Regions from separate parts of the Homo sapiens genome. Here regions 1 and 3 are each linked to region 2. The links are chromatin contacts, found by Hi-C or POLR2A ChIA-PET in ENCODE. All regions are on one chromosome and are shown on one strand. Each heading gives the region's core, a stretch centred on a gene start or an enhancer-like site at or near the end of the contact. The rest is flanking DNA. Distances are from core to core; before and after follow the strand shown.

Region 1 (3,617 bases), core at 1,080-3,579, 74 kb after region 2:
AAAGGTTAAATGAGTTTTATCATCTTCTCAGTAAGATGACAATTCTGGTGTCAGGTTTCATTTTGGTGATGAGTATCACTGTGGGGAGGGACAGCAGCATGCCCACGGCCTCTGGGGCCGCCTGCCTGAGGGGCAGCCGGGCAGAAGGACGTTGAGAGGGAAGGTGATGAGTTGGGGAGGGAGGCAGAAGGCACATTGTGCTCTCTGCTCCAGAGGGATGGTCTCTGCTCGCATGAGAGTGTCTGTGAGTTGCGTTGAGTTTCAGAACAACCTCTGCCAAATACATTTATGTCAATACAAATTTATATCATCCAACACAACACTACCATGAGTCAAGCCAATATGGAGTTCAGAACTCTTTTGTAAAAAAAATTAAATTTGTTTTCTAATTGCTTTTGTAAGGGAAGGGATGATTAAGGCTTCATATAACCAGACTCCATAGCTGATATGCAATAAATTTATGTTGAGTGAAAGAATACTAATTGAACATAATATTGTAGAATTTGATTTCTTCCTTAAGACCTTGCTACTCCAACTGTGCTCTGTAGATCACTAGCATCCCATTATCTGCAAAATTGATACAAAAAAATGTGAAATCCCAGGGTCCACTCCAGACAGATTGAATCAGAATCTGCATTTTATTAACAACAAATTCCACAGATAATTACACATCCATTAAAGCTTCAGAAGCACTGCTGTAAAATGCAATGCCCATAGTTGGATGGTTTCCACCAGGTGAATAGTAATATCTTTCGTGTTTGTTAAGCTTAATTATATTTTTTTTAAAAAGCTCAGATCTGGATAACTGGAAGAAGTATATAGCACAAAGCCTATTCATATTTTTTCTAGAAAAAATGTAGGTTTTAGAATAATTTCGTGATAAATCTCTCATTTCTACTTTTATTTGTTGTTGTTTTTGTTTTGTTTTGTTTTTTTGAGACGGAGTTTTGCTCTTGTTGCCCAGGCTGGAGTGCAATGGCACACTCTCGGCTCACTGCAACCTCCACCTCTTTGGTTCAAGCGTTTCTCCTGCCTCAGCCTCCTGAGAGTAGCTGGGATTACAGGCATGCGCCACCACGCCTGGCTAATTTTGTATTTTTAGTAGAGACAGGGTTTCTTCATGTTGGTCAGGCTGGTCTCAAACTCCCAACCTCAGGTGATCCACCCACCTCAGCCTCCCAAAGTGCTGGCATTACAGGCATGAGCCACCGCGCCTGGCCTTATTTCTACTTTTAAATACTACTATTTATCTATCAGCGTGCCTGAGTCCCTTAAAAGGTTTTGAGCTCTTGGAAAGTAAAGATCATATATCAATAATTCCTGTATATCCCTACAATTTTACATGGAATAACTACTTTTAAAATGCGTATTGAATAGACAATCAAACTTCTAGGTAAAAACAGATATTCTGTCTCATAAACACTGAACACTCTCTTCAAAACACAAATCATAATTCATAATTATATATTTCAGTGTCTGTTTCCTTAATGTCTTCTTCTACTAGATAATAAATTATATGAGAACAAGTCAAGGTTTGTCTCATTCACTCTTGTATTGCATTTGCCAAATTGAAGAATGTGTAACGGTAAGTTCAGGTGTTTCTAATGCTTAACTTAGCCAAATCAACAGGTGCTTTCTCCTTTGAGAAAAATCTTATTTACTTTATACAAGAATAATTATAACAATTGTCAGTTTCTGCCTGCTTCACTGCTTAGCAGATTGAAAATATCTATTACCTCCAAAAGGGGCCTAATTTGGACTTCCCTTGCTCCATCTACCTTCTCCCTCAGAAGGAAATTGTTTTCAATTCTCCATAGTAGAAACTCTCAGTTTCAAGCTCCAAGAACTATCAGTTGTTTTTTTTTCTCACTCTCAGAAGTGCCTTCCTCAAAGAAAGTCATACAGTGCCCACCCATCTGCAGCAGAGCCTCAGTCCCCCAACTTTTCTGCCACCCAACAAATAAGTGTAGCGCCCATCTGTCTGCAGCAGAGCCTCAGTCCCGCAACCTTTCTACCCCAAAACAAATAATGCATCTCCCCTTTTGTTTTTTGTTGGCACACAGCACGTCCTCCTGCCCGGGGCTTTGGTTCACACTGCTCTGGTGTGTGTGCATGAGTATATGTTGCTCTGTGTTTTGTGGTGTTTCTTTAGCAGCCTCTACCATTCTGTGGGTGTTTTCTCGATCCGAAGTGGAACCACTGAGTCTATGACACCCGCTGCTGTTTGTGCAATTCTCTGCAAAAATGGCTTCAAGTGTTACCTTGCCTGCTCCACTTCGGGGCAACCACAATGATGAACAGGCACGAACTTCTTGACGCATGCACTTCACCTCCCTGACAGGGCCCGATAAGATCAAATAGCAGGGCTGCAAGTGGTCTGACAGGCTCGTTGTGCCATGTTCAGAGAGCAGAGGTGGGTGAGCTGAAGGCCCCTGCCACACTCCTGCCACGGGGGCTTGCTTGGGCTGCAGTTAGCCCCGGGAGGGGCTGACCTCAGAGGTGGGAGGCACAGTTGAGTTTCCAGAAGAGTCGATGGGTGCATTTCAGGGGTAGAAATCAGCCTAGAAAACTTTCCTTTCTAGGGCCTAGGTTTCTTCCTTTATCTTGTCACTGTGGTTGTTTATTTCCCTCCTTGGTTATTTCTTCCCCACAAATCACTATAATAAGAACAATTTCACACGGAGTGAGCATTCACATGGAGTCAGGTTCTTTGCCAAGTCCTGTACATGTTTCCTCTAAGCCACCTCTCTGCTCTGAAAACAGTTCCCTCTCTCTGCTTCTGAGCTCATGAGGGGAGTCACTCAGGTGTCAGCATCCAAACCACAGGGAGAACTCGTTGACCGACCCCACGGCCTGGTTCGGGGGGCGGTGCATGTGGTGATATCTCTGATAGGCATTTCATGTTTTCATCTTTCATGTAATAAGGATTCCTTGTGACTCAAAGGAGAAAAGAAACCCTCGACTGGGACGGATTAGCTAGTAATCGTGTTGTGAGCAGGGATTATTAGGATCTAATCTTTATTGCAAAAGTCATATTCAGTGAACTCTGAATGGCCTGATGGTTCAACACTCACTATCAGGAGCCTGAGAACACGCAGCATGAGGATCCTGTGGAAATCATTTGTATATGGGGGCTGCTATAAGATCTAGTGTTGGTCTAGTGGCAAGGAAAAGAAAACTGACTGGATCCAGGATATGCAACAAGTCAGTGGCACAACTAGCAACGAAAGAAAGGTGCCGGGGCAAGGGAATTATTTTTTCCATAACTCTATAAAAGACACCTATTCACAAGAAGACACTACTCATTTCATTTCTTTCCAGAAAGGTGCTGAAAGGCAAAAATTACCAAGGGGCAAGCCGAGAAAGCTCTAATAGAGAAATGTCATTATGCTCCAGGTTCCTTAACTTTTAATGAAATGTTGCTGGTTCTGTTTCACAGGTAGAGAATTGAAGCCTCTCAGAGGTTAAGGAGCTTGCTCAAGGTCACTCAGCAAATAAGTTGTGGAGTTGCAAGGGGAAATGCTGCCAGTTCTGACAGTCTCATCCACACTGCCTCCTCCTGTCTGAAATGCAAAACAGGCAGATGAGGCTCCAGCTCAGATTCATGAAAGCTCATA
Region 2 (4,094 bases), core at 1,078-3,577:
CTGGGCTAGGAGAACTTCAAGGTCTATATTAACCTTTAGATAGAATTATTCTATGAATTATGGAAAGGACAAGTGTGCAAGGGAACAAACATGAAGTTTGGTGCCCTTCCAAAGCAGTTGCTCAACAATTCATGTATCCCTCAACACCCCATCCTGCCCACTCCCACTTTTGGTTATAATGAACTCATGGCTAGCCAAGGAGTTTCCTTCGTTAGCTGAATGATTGTCGTGCCCTTCCACTGATCTGGCGAGGACACAGCTTTCAGCTCTGACTTCCATCATTTCTCTTAAGTGTTCCTGAATACAGTCTGGTAGCATCAAGAACAGAGAAGGCTATACTTTGCACTCAGAATCCAGGACTAGGGAGTCACTCTTTCATGGGCCCATCACCCTGCACCCCAACAGCTTGTGAAATGCCTGCAGCTCCCTGCTTAGCTTCTTGGCCTCCTGTCCAAACCCCTCACCCCCACACTTTTTTTTTTTTTTTTTTTTAATCAGAGCCGCAACCAAATTCCCTAAGACCATAACTGGTGTATAGACTCAAGAGTATAAACACGATCCCTGGCATTCATCACGGGTAATAGAAACCAGAGATGAACTGTCACGTAGCTGGCTATCCTGTTGCTGAGTCAATGCAACCTTTTAAAAACACACTAAAAAATACACACACAGGCTGGGAACAGAGCATGAAAGAAATTCCAAGGAATAGTTTCCTTTTTTCCTTGCTTTTCTCATTTTAATTATATAGGAATTCTGTAACCAGAAAAACATAAAGAATTAAAAATAGAATCCGGACTTCTAAGGATCTGCAAATAGAGTAGTACATGGAGAAAAAGCTTCTTATTATTTATAGGCCATTCTCGTTGCAAGAGATTTAATCATTTTAATATGAAAAATATGCATGGTCCATCTGGTGGCTACCTCTTCACCTCAGTTGCTTCTCTCAGCAACCATGCCTGTTGGCATATACTGTAGTTGCACAGGGAACTAGTTTTGAAGTTAGAAGACGAGTTTTAATTTTATTTCCTTTATTACTTATGTGACTTTGAGTAAATTACTTTTTTCTTTCTAAATTTTAGGTAACTCACCTGCAAAATGAGAATCAGAATATCCATTATGCAGGAATTCAATGAAGATTCAATGACATAATCGTCTGTTCAGTCCAGACCCTGAAATATAGCAGGCCCTTGGTAAAGGTTAATTGATTCTAGATCTGTTTGGAGTTAGAAAATAGCTCAAAAGTATAGGCCTTGACACTACTCAAAAACATACTAGCTATTCTTCACCAAAACTGCTTATCCACAAATAACTATATATGTAAAATAAGAATAAATGAATACATAAATATAAATATATATATATGACATCAACATATACAAGCTTTTTTGTTATGGCATTTCACACTGACAGAATAATTTTTATAATGATATGAAACCATTTTATTTTTGGTTAGGTTAATGCCCCTTTGCTGTTAGAGCCAGCAAATGCCCAGCAAAACACGAGAAAAATTAAGCATCTAACCTCGTTGGTTCAGGATTGGTACTTTGTAAAGATAAGACACTTAGAAGATAGATACAATTAAAATAAGACAAGAAACAAGGCAGAAATTAGAGGTGACATATTCATTTGGACGGCCATCAACCACAATCTACTCAGCTGTATTCCTAATTAGTACTTAGGCATCTTAGTTTCTATCCAGCTTCTAAGCCTAATTACTTCCTCGACCATTATTTATTACCTGGTGTGGTAAGACTGATGCAATTATTCCCATTTCATAGTAAACATGAATAAACCAGAGGGAAGCTAAGTAATTTCCTGAAGGCACCCAATGTCTGTTATGGAGTTAGGGTGGAATTCAGACAGGCTTTGAGTAATTTTAAAATAAAATACCTTTAGCAGAGTGAAGCTGGGTTTGCCTAATAACCTCTATTAAGTCGTGAGCACAGGGCCATGTGTGAAAGTGGCTTACTGCATGTTGAATGTTAAGTGAGCGAGCACACTCCACATGGCTAGGGTAACTATTTTATAACTCACCATTCAAAGCGGAACACCTCTGATTGTGAAAGAGAGCACTATAATAAATATTCTGGAGCAACATGTATAAACAAGACTGTCATGGAAATTTCAAGACATATGATCACACTATCTAAAGCAGATCACTCCAGTGAGCCATCTGAGGTTCTTGGAATAGCAGAGCCACTCTCTGCAAGCAGTCTGCAATTTGACCCTGGAACTTGCAGCCCAGGCTTTCTTGAAGATTCTTGGTTTAGAATCATGGAAATGACATCATCCTGAATCAACTGATCATATCCTCTTTTGTGCCACATTCAGTGGGTACCATGTGCTAAAGAGAGAATTTCATGTAATTACAGTTGATTACATAAATGGTTCTTGTCACCTTAGTCTACATAACTGAAGTCAGAGTTTCTTGAAAGTAGCATAGAGAATCATAAAAATTATTTAGTGAATCTCTAGAATATGGTATTTCTTTCTTTGGGTAAAAATGCCTGTTTCTTTCTCTTTTAACAAGTTTTTGAAGAAACTGGTTTTAAGTTTCTGAATCAAACACAGATTTTTCTTAAACTATTTGCATCTTTAATTTCCTCTTTTAGGTCTCCTGTGAAAGCTCATTTGGTGGTTTTGTAATACTTCAGTAAATTTAGCTCCTGGTATGTGATTTAAAGAGAACTATTGAACACTGTATTGTGATATAGTGGAAACAATACAGGACTAAAAAGAATAGTGTTTTGTGTTTTGATCCAAGTTTACCATTAAGTTGCTCTTGACTTGAAATGAGTTATTCAAGCTTTCTAGGTCTCAGTATTTCTCTCTCTCTCTCTCTCTCTGTCTCTGTTTCTGTCTCCCCACCTCCACATATACAGTAGTCATGCATCACTTAAAAACAGGAATACATTTGGCTGGGCACAGTGGCTCATGTCTGTAATCCCAGCACTTTGGGAGGCCGAGGTGAGCAGATCACCTGAGGTCAGGAGTTCGAGACCAGTCTGACCAATGTGGAGAAACCCTGTCTCTACTAAAAATACAAAATTAGCTGGGGGTGGTGGCGCATGCCTGTAATTGCAGCTACTTGGGAGGCTGAGGCAGGAGAATCGCTTGAATCCGGGAGGTGGAGGTTGCAGTGAGCTGAGATCGCAACACTGCAGTCCAGCCTGGGCAACAAGAGCAAAACTCTGTCTCAAAAAAAAAAAAAAAAAAAAAAAAAAAAAAAAAAAAAAACCACCACCACCACCAACAAAAAAACAGGGATACATTCTGAAAAATGTGTCATTAGGCAATATTATAGTATGCAAACATCCTAGAGTGTACTTACACAACTCTAGGTGGTACAGCCTACTACACACCTAAACTATATGGTATAGCCTATGGCTCCTAGGGTACAGACATGTACAGCATGTGACTGTACTGAATACTGTAGGCAATTGTAACACAATGGAAAGTATTTGTGTATCTAAACAGAGAAAAGGTACAGTAAAAATACAGTATTATCATCTTATGGGAGCACTGCGGTTGGTCATTGACTGAAATGTTATGTGCAAATGATTATATATACACATAGATATATACAATACATAATAAATAGATATACAATATTATATATATATATATATATATATATATATATTTCTGTACCACACAAGCTGTGTCCATTCATCAGTTGATGAACCTTTGAGTTGTTTCCACTTTTTGGTTATTATGAACAGAGCTGCTGTCAACATTCTTTTACAAGTTTTTGTGTGGACATATGTTTTCGTTTCTTTTAGGTATCTACCTCCATGGAATTGCTGGGTCATTTGGTAACTATGTTTAAACTTCTAAGGAACTTCTAGACTTTTCAAAGCAGCTGTACCATCTTATATTCTCACTAGGATGTATCAGGGTCCTAATTTTCTCATATCCTCCCCAACACTGGTTATTGTCTATATTTTTGATTCCAGTCATCCTTGTGGGTGTTAGGTGGTATCTCGTTTCGATTTTGATTTGCATTTCCCTGATGGTTCCTGTCACTACTCATAACCATACAGTTATTTATCTTGATTAGAGTTCAGAACTATAGAATACTGCAAGTATATTGG
Region 3 (3,993 bases), core at 521-3,020, 97 kb after region 2:
CTTTTTATATCTTACACTGACCACAACACACAGTTCAGAAAACTTAAATAACCCTAACTAAAATTTGAAAGGTGCTTCAAAGCATAGAAAGTACCTTGACATGTATTTTCTCATTGGATTCTTATAAACCTATAAAACGGTGCTTACTCCATTTCAGAAATGAGAAAATGGCGACCCAGAAAATAAAGCAGCATGCACAAGACTACATGCTACACAGGGGACTGATCTGACACCAAAACTTGACTGCAGATTGTCTGCTTTCAACTCTCACCAGCAAAACAGACAAAAGTGCTTTGGACATGCAAGTGTTTATTATGTTGCATTTTGGAACTCCAGACCTAAAACCAAACATAGACAAATATAAAACAAAACAAAAAAACACTAAAGATCAAACCCATTCTCAAACCCAAACACCCAGAAAATAAAAGGAAATTATTATTATTTTTTTCTCAGGGGAAGCAAGTGGTTGATTTCATGTGGGATTAACTCTCAACTCTGATGAACCTCATGGTCTCCTGGATCTTCCCAAACCAAGGCTCTGGGACAGCAATTAATCAGATGGAAAGTCTGGGGATTTATCTCTCCACCATCACTGCTTTCTGCTGAATGCTGACTTAAAGATGTGAATCCACTCAATTATCTCACAGTTAGGAAGAAGCGAATCTATAGTTCAACGACACAGAGATGAGAGCCCAGGACAATCCCTAAGAGTCTGACTGACAATTAATTAGATAGATAGCATCTTATACTTGGGAAAGACCTTAGAGGTCTCATCCAATCTCCCTCCTGCTATAAGAATCCTTCCCTAGCAAGCCTGACAAATCACCACCTGGTGTTGGCTCCTGAGATGGGAATTTTCATTGTCTCGAGGTACCCGTTCCACTGCTGTGAGATGTGCTCTTGTTGTTAGAATGGATTGCCTTCTTGGGATCAAATTATTTCCCCTTTTAAGCCGTCAGCCCACTTTTTTGGCCTGAAAGATTATGGTTATTTGTGCATTCACATGCTATTCTTTGAATATTTGAAGTCAGCTCTCTTGACTTCCTTAAACTATCTCTTCTCTATTCAAAATATACCCAGCTTCTCCAACTTTTTCTAAATTCATTGATTTTTAAGACTTTCTACAAATAGTTCCATTTTTGTACATTTTTTTTTTGGAGAAATGTTCATAGCTGAATAGGGTCTATTTTTCCTACTTAATCTGACCCATGTACTTTCAATACCTTTACTGGTCATTAGCTCTATACCAGTAAGGCCAAATATATGGTGGTGGGTGATAGTATCAGCTCCCTCAACTCTGCAACCCACTGGAGCTTACCAAATGAGAACTGGTTTTCTTCATGCAATTTACCTCAAAAGCCACACCATCAGCAAGAGGACCAGAACTAATTGTCAAAGTGCAAGCCACAACGAACACACAATTGTCACTTAAAACCAGTTTTTGCTTCAGTAAGCTTTTTTTTTCTATCTAGTATTTTATCTCTTAAAATAAAGAGAAAAAACAGGTAAGAAACTAGTTTACCAATAACTTTGACAAATAGCCCCTGAGGTAGAGGGAGTGACATTTGGAAAGTTGGTAAAAGCCACCAGAGTCAAAGCAACCTAAACAAAAAAAAAAAAGAAAAAAAAAAAAAAACTTGTGGCTATGCTACACTCAACCAGGCCACACCTGTTTTCAGAAACCACTGAGTGTTCTGCAGATACGCAGAGATGCCAGGTCTGACAGTCTCTAAGGCAACCAGATACCGATCATTGTCACACAGTAAGAAATAGGAAGAGACACTGGTAACAAACATTAAGCCTGGTTTTCTCATCTGCTCAACAGTGTAACGGTAGGTGGAGTCAGCTCTGCCTTGAGACTCTTCACTTGTCCAGTCTCAAACTCTAAACACCTACTGGAGTGCAGGGCATCCTGCAGCTGGATAAGTAACTGAAGATCTGAAGCCCACCTCTTAAGCGTAATCCCGCAATCGAATGTGGACTTTGAAATGGGCTTTTGAGGAGAAAAGGACAAGCTGCAGTTTCCCCCGTCTTCTAATTTCCTCATCTGCGAAATAAAACAGAGTGTTTATATGTCCAGAGAGTGGTGAGCCAGTGAACTGGGATGACACAAAGAGATAACTTATCTAATTTGGTTCCCAAACGGGTGGGTTGGATTTTAGTTAATAAGTCACCATCATAGGAAAATATAAGCAGGTCCCTGCTTTCTGAGCATTTATGTCTATTGAAGATGTACAGTATCATGCTTTCCCTTTCTGAGACATTTCCAATCTGTAATATGTCAATAAGAATAAAGCAAATGGGCATTTTGTAAGAAGTTGGCAGAGGTGCAGAATGCATTTAGGAATTGGAATGAGTGCTTGTCTACTGCTTTTCAAATCATTGCATTGGGATTACTTATGCCTGTGTTTTTCTTGCTCCCTAGACTGAGCTCCTTGACATCAGGGGCTCATTTTTGTTTATTGGTGTCGTTCCCACTCTTCCTGGTGTCATGTTTTGCACCTGTGGATAGTCAAGTAATAGTTGAATAGTTGTTCAGTTGAATCATTCTGTTGCTTTTAGGAGGTGCAGTTTGAAGACACTGCAGCTAGACTGAAATCACATAGCCCAGGAAATGGGAAAACATACCGTGAAGATGGGCTAATTAATGATTTATTGTACCTTGAAAAAATTTAAAAAAGTATAAATATTAATGAAAGTATTGGTTTTTAAAGCTTAATGATGATCAGCAGCAGAAGATAAAACTTAAATGATACAACTGGCCAGATGGCAACCATCTTTATTAAAAGGCCTGGTCAGAATAAGAATCATTACATAGAATTGAATATGGGACAGAATGTTGAGAATCAATTATAGTAGTAAATATAACCAGCTTTATAGCAACACCAAGAATTACAGTGAAGTGCAAGTACTGCGAAATAAAATTTAAAATATTGATTTTCAAGGATTTATTTTACATTTTATAGTCAAAATTTAATGCAAAACAAAAAAGAGCCTGAAAATCATACAGTCTTACAACCAAGAAAAAACTGTCTTGGTATGCTTTGTATGAATCTTTTGAGTTTGTCCTTCTCTACACGTATCACAACACATATCACACAAATATACACACATGTATTTTTGTTTTTATAAACTGGGCTAACATATTGTTGCTTTGCAAGTTGCTATTTCACTCAACAGTGCAGTATGGCCATGTTTCTATGTTATTTAACTATTCTCTATTTTTCACAGCTATATATTATTTTATTGTATTTATTTATATACATATTATGTATTAATGGACATTTAGGTTGACTCCAAGGTTTTTGTGTGCTGTTTTCTCACGTATGCTTGTTGTTAAGGCTTTTCATAATGTCTTTGGGGAAAGTTCATGGCAATTTTTTTCTGCTAGCAGTATACAGATGGGACTTTTATCTCCTTTTAATTTCAAAGGAAATGTGGCTACAGATGAAAAATGACATGACACACACCTTCCTAATAGTTTAAGAACACTTGCTCTTAAAAAAAATAAGAAAAATGTAGGGGAAGTGATCTACTCCTCAGAGCTGTCTATATTGATTAGATCTCCAAAGTTGACTAACACTACAACATTTTTTTTAAAAAACATACGATTTAGAATCAGGTTAGAATAATATTATCCTAGGATATATTTTACCTCATCAAGAGTTACATGAACTTTATCACTTAAGAGAAAGTAAGTTATCAAAAGTATGTATTTTTATTTTTTTAAAAAGAGACCACAGAAAAGCTGGGTGAAAACATCAAAATTGTGACTTCTTCTTTATAAGTGGACCCTCTAACTGGCATTTTACCTGCTGTTATCTTTCTCCAAATGCTTCCTAGAAGCATTTTGCTCAAGTTCCATACCTGGGAGGCTTCCAGCTACCATCACAAAATTGTTCTTTTCCTTCATTCCTATGAAAGCAAGAGGATGGTTCAGTGGGTACAAACACAAAATTAGTGAGGGCAAAGCTGCCTCATTTGGGTTATTTA

The links. A loop is a pair of places that touch in the nucleus more often than their neighbours do. ChIA-PET counts read pairs that join two places held with the same protein, here RNA polymerase II (POLR2A). Pooled maps may share reads with other maps.
Region 1: a loop to region 2 is called in a map of B cell, with 2.8 times the contacts of the local background. The contact joins two enhancer-like sites. A Hi-C loop is called at or near these places in 5 of 168 maps with a recorded cell type or tissue (B cell, CD4-positive, alpha-beta T cell, PC-9 and 2 more) and 3 of 50 pooled maps. POLR2A ChIA-PET finds 5 or more read pairs at or near these places in 5 of 52 experiments (CD4-positive, alpha-beta T cell, CD4-positive, alpha-beta memory T cell, activated CD4-positive, alpha-beta T cell and 2 more).
Region 3: a loop to region 2 is called in a pooled map, with 2.8 times the contacts of the local background. The contact joins two enhancer-like sites. A Hi-C loop is called at or near these places in 4 of 168 maps with a recorded cell type or tissue (B cell, astrocyte of the cerebellum, chondrocyte and 1 more) and 5 of 50 pooled maps. POLR2A ChIA-PET finds 5 or more read pairs at or near these places in 4 of 52 experiments (T-cell, activated B cell, activated naive CD4-positive, alpha-beta T cell and 1 more).

Annotation. Positions count from the first base shown.
Region 1 is chr11:128,323,508-128,327,124 of GRCh38, reverse strand. All of the region lies in intron 1 of LOC124902787 (a long non-coding RNA gene), which reads left to right. Among named protein-coding and RNA genes, the nearest start is that of LINC02098, 120 kb to the right of the region's middle. RefSeq lists an enhancer at 1,767-2,901. Within about 2 kb of position 2,329, at least 6 of the 41 ENCODE cell types and tissues checked have a DNase peak (open chromatin) inside an H3K27ac peak, as active enhancers do.
Region 2 is chr11:128,397,489-128,401,582 of GRCh38, reverse strand. No RefSeq gene overlaps it. Among named protein-coding and RNA genes, the nearest start is that of MIR6090, 120 kb to the left of the region's middle. Within about 2 kb of position 2,327, at least 4 of the 41 ENCODE cell types and tissues checked have a DNase peak (open chromatin) inside an H3K27ac peak, as active enhancers do; they include B cell, where a contact is called at or near this core.
Region 3 is chr11:128,300,413-128,304,405 of GRCh38, reverse strand. LOC124902787 (a long non-coding RNA gene) reads left to right here. Exons shown (of 2, transcript XR_007062946.1): 2 at 1-2,079. Among named protein-coding and RNA genes, the nearest start is that of LINC02098, 94 kb to the right of the region's middle. RefSeq lists a silencer at 1,678-1,767. Within about 2 kb of position 1,770, at least 6 of the 41 ENCODE cell types and tissues checked have a DNase peak (open chromatin) inside an H3K27ac peak, as active enhancers do; they include B cell, where a contact is called at or near this core.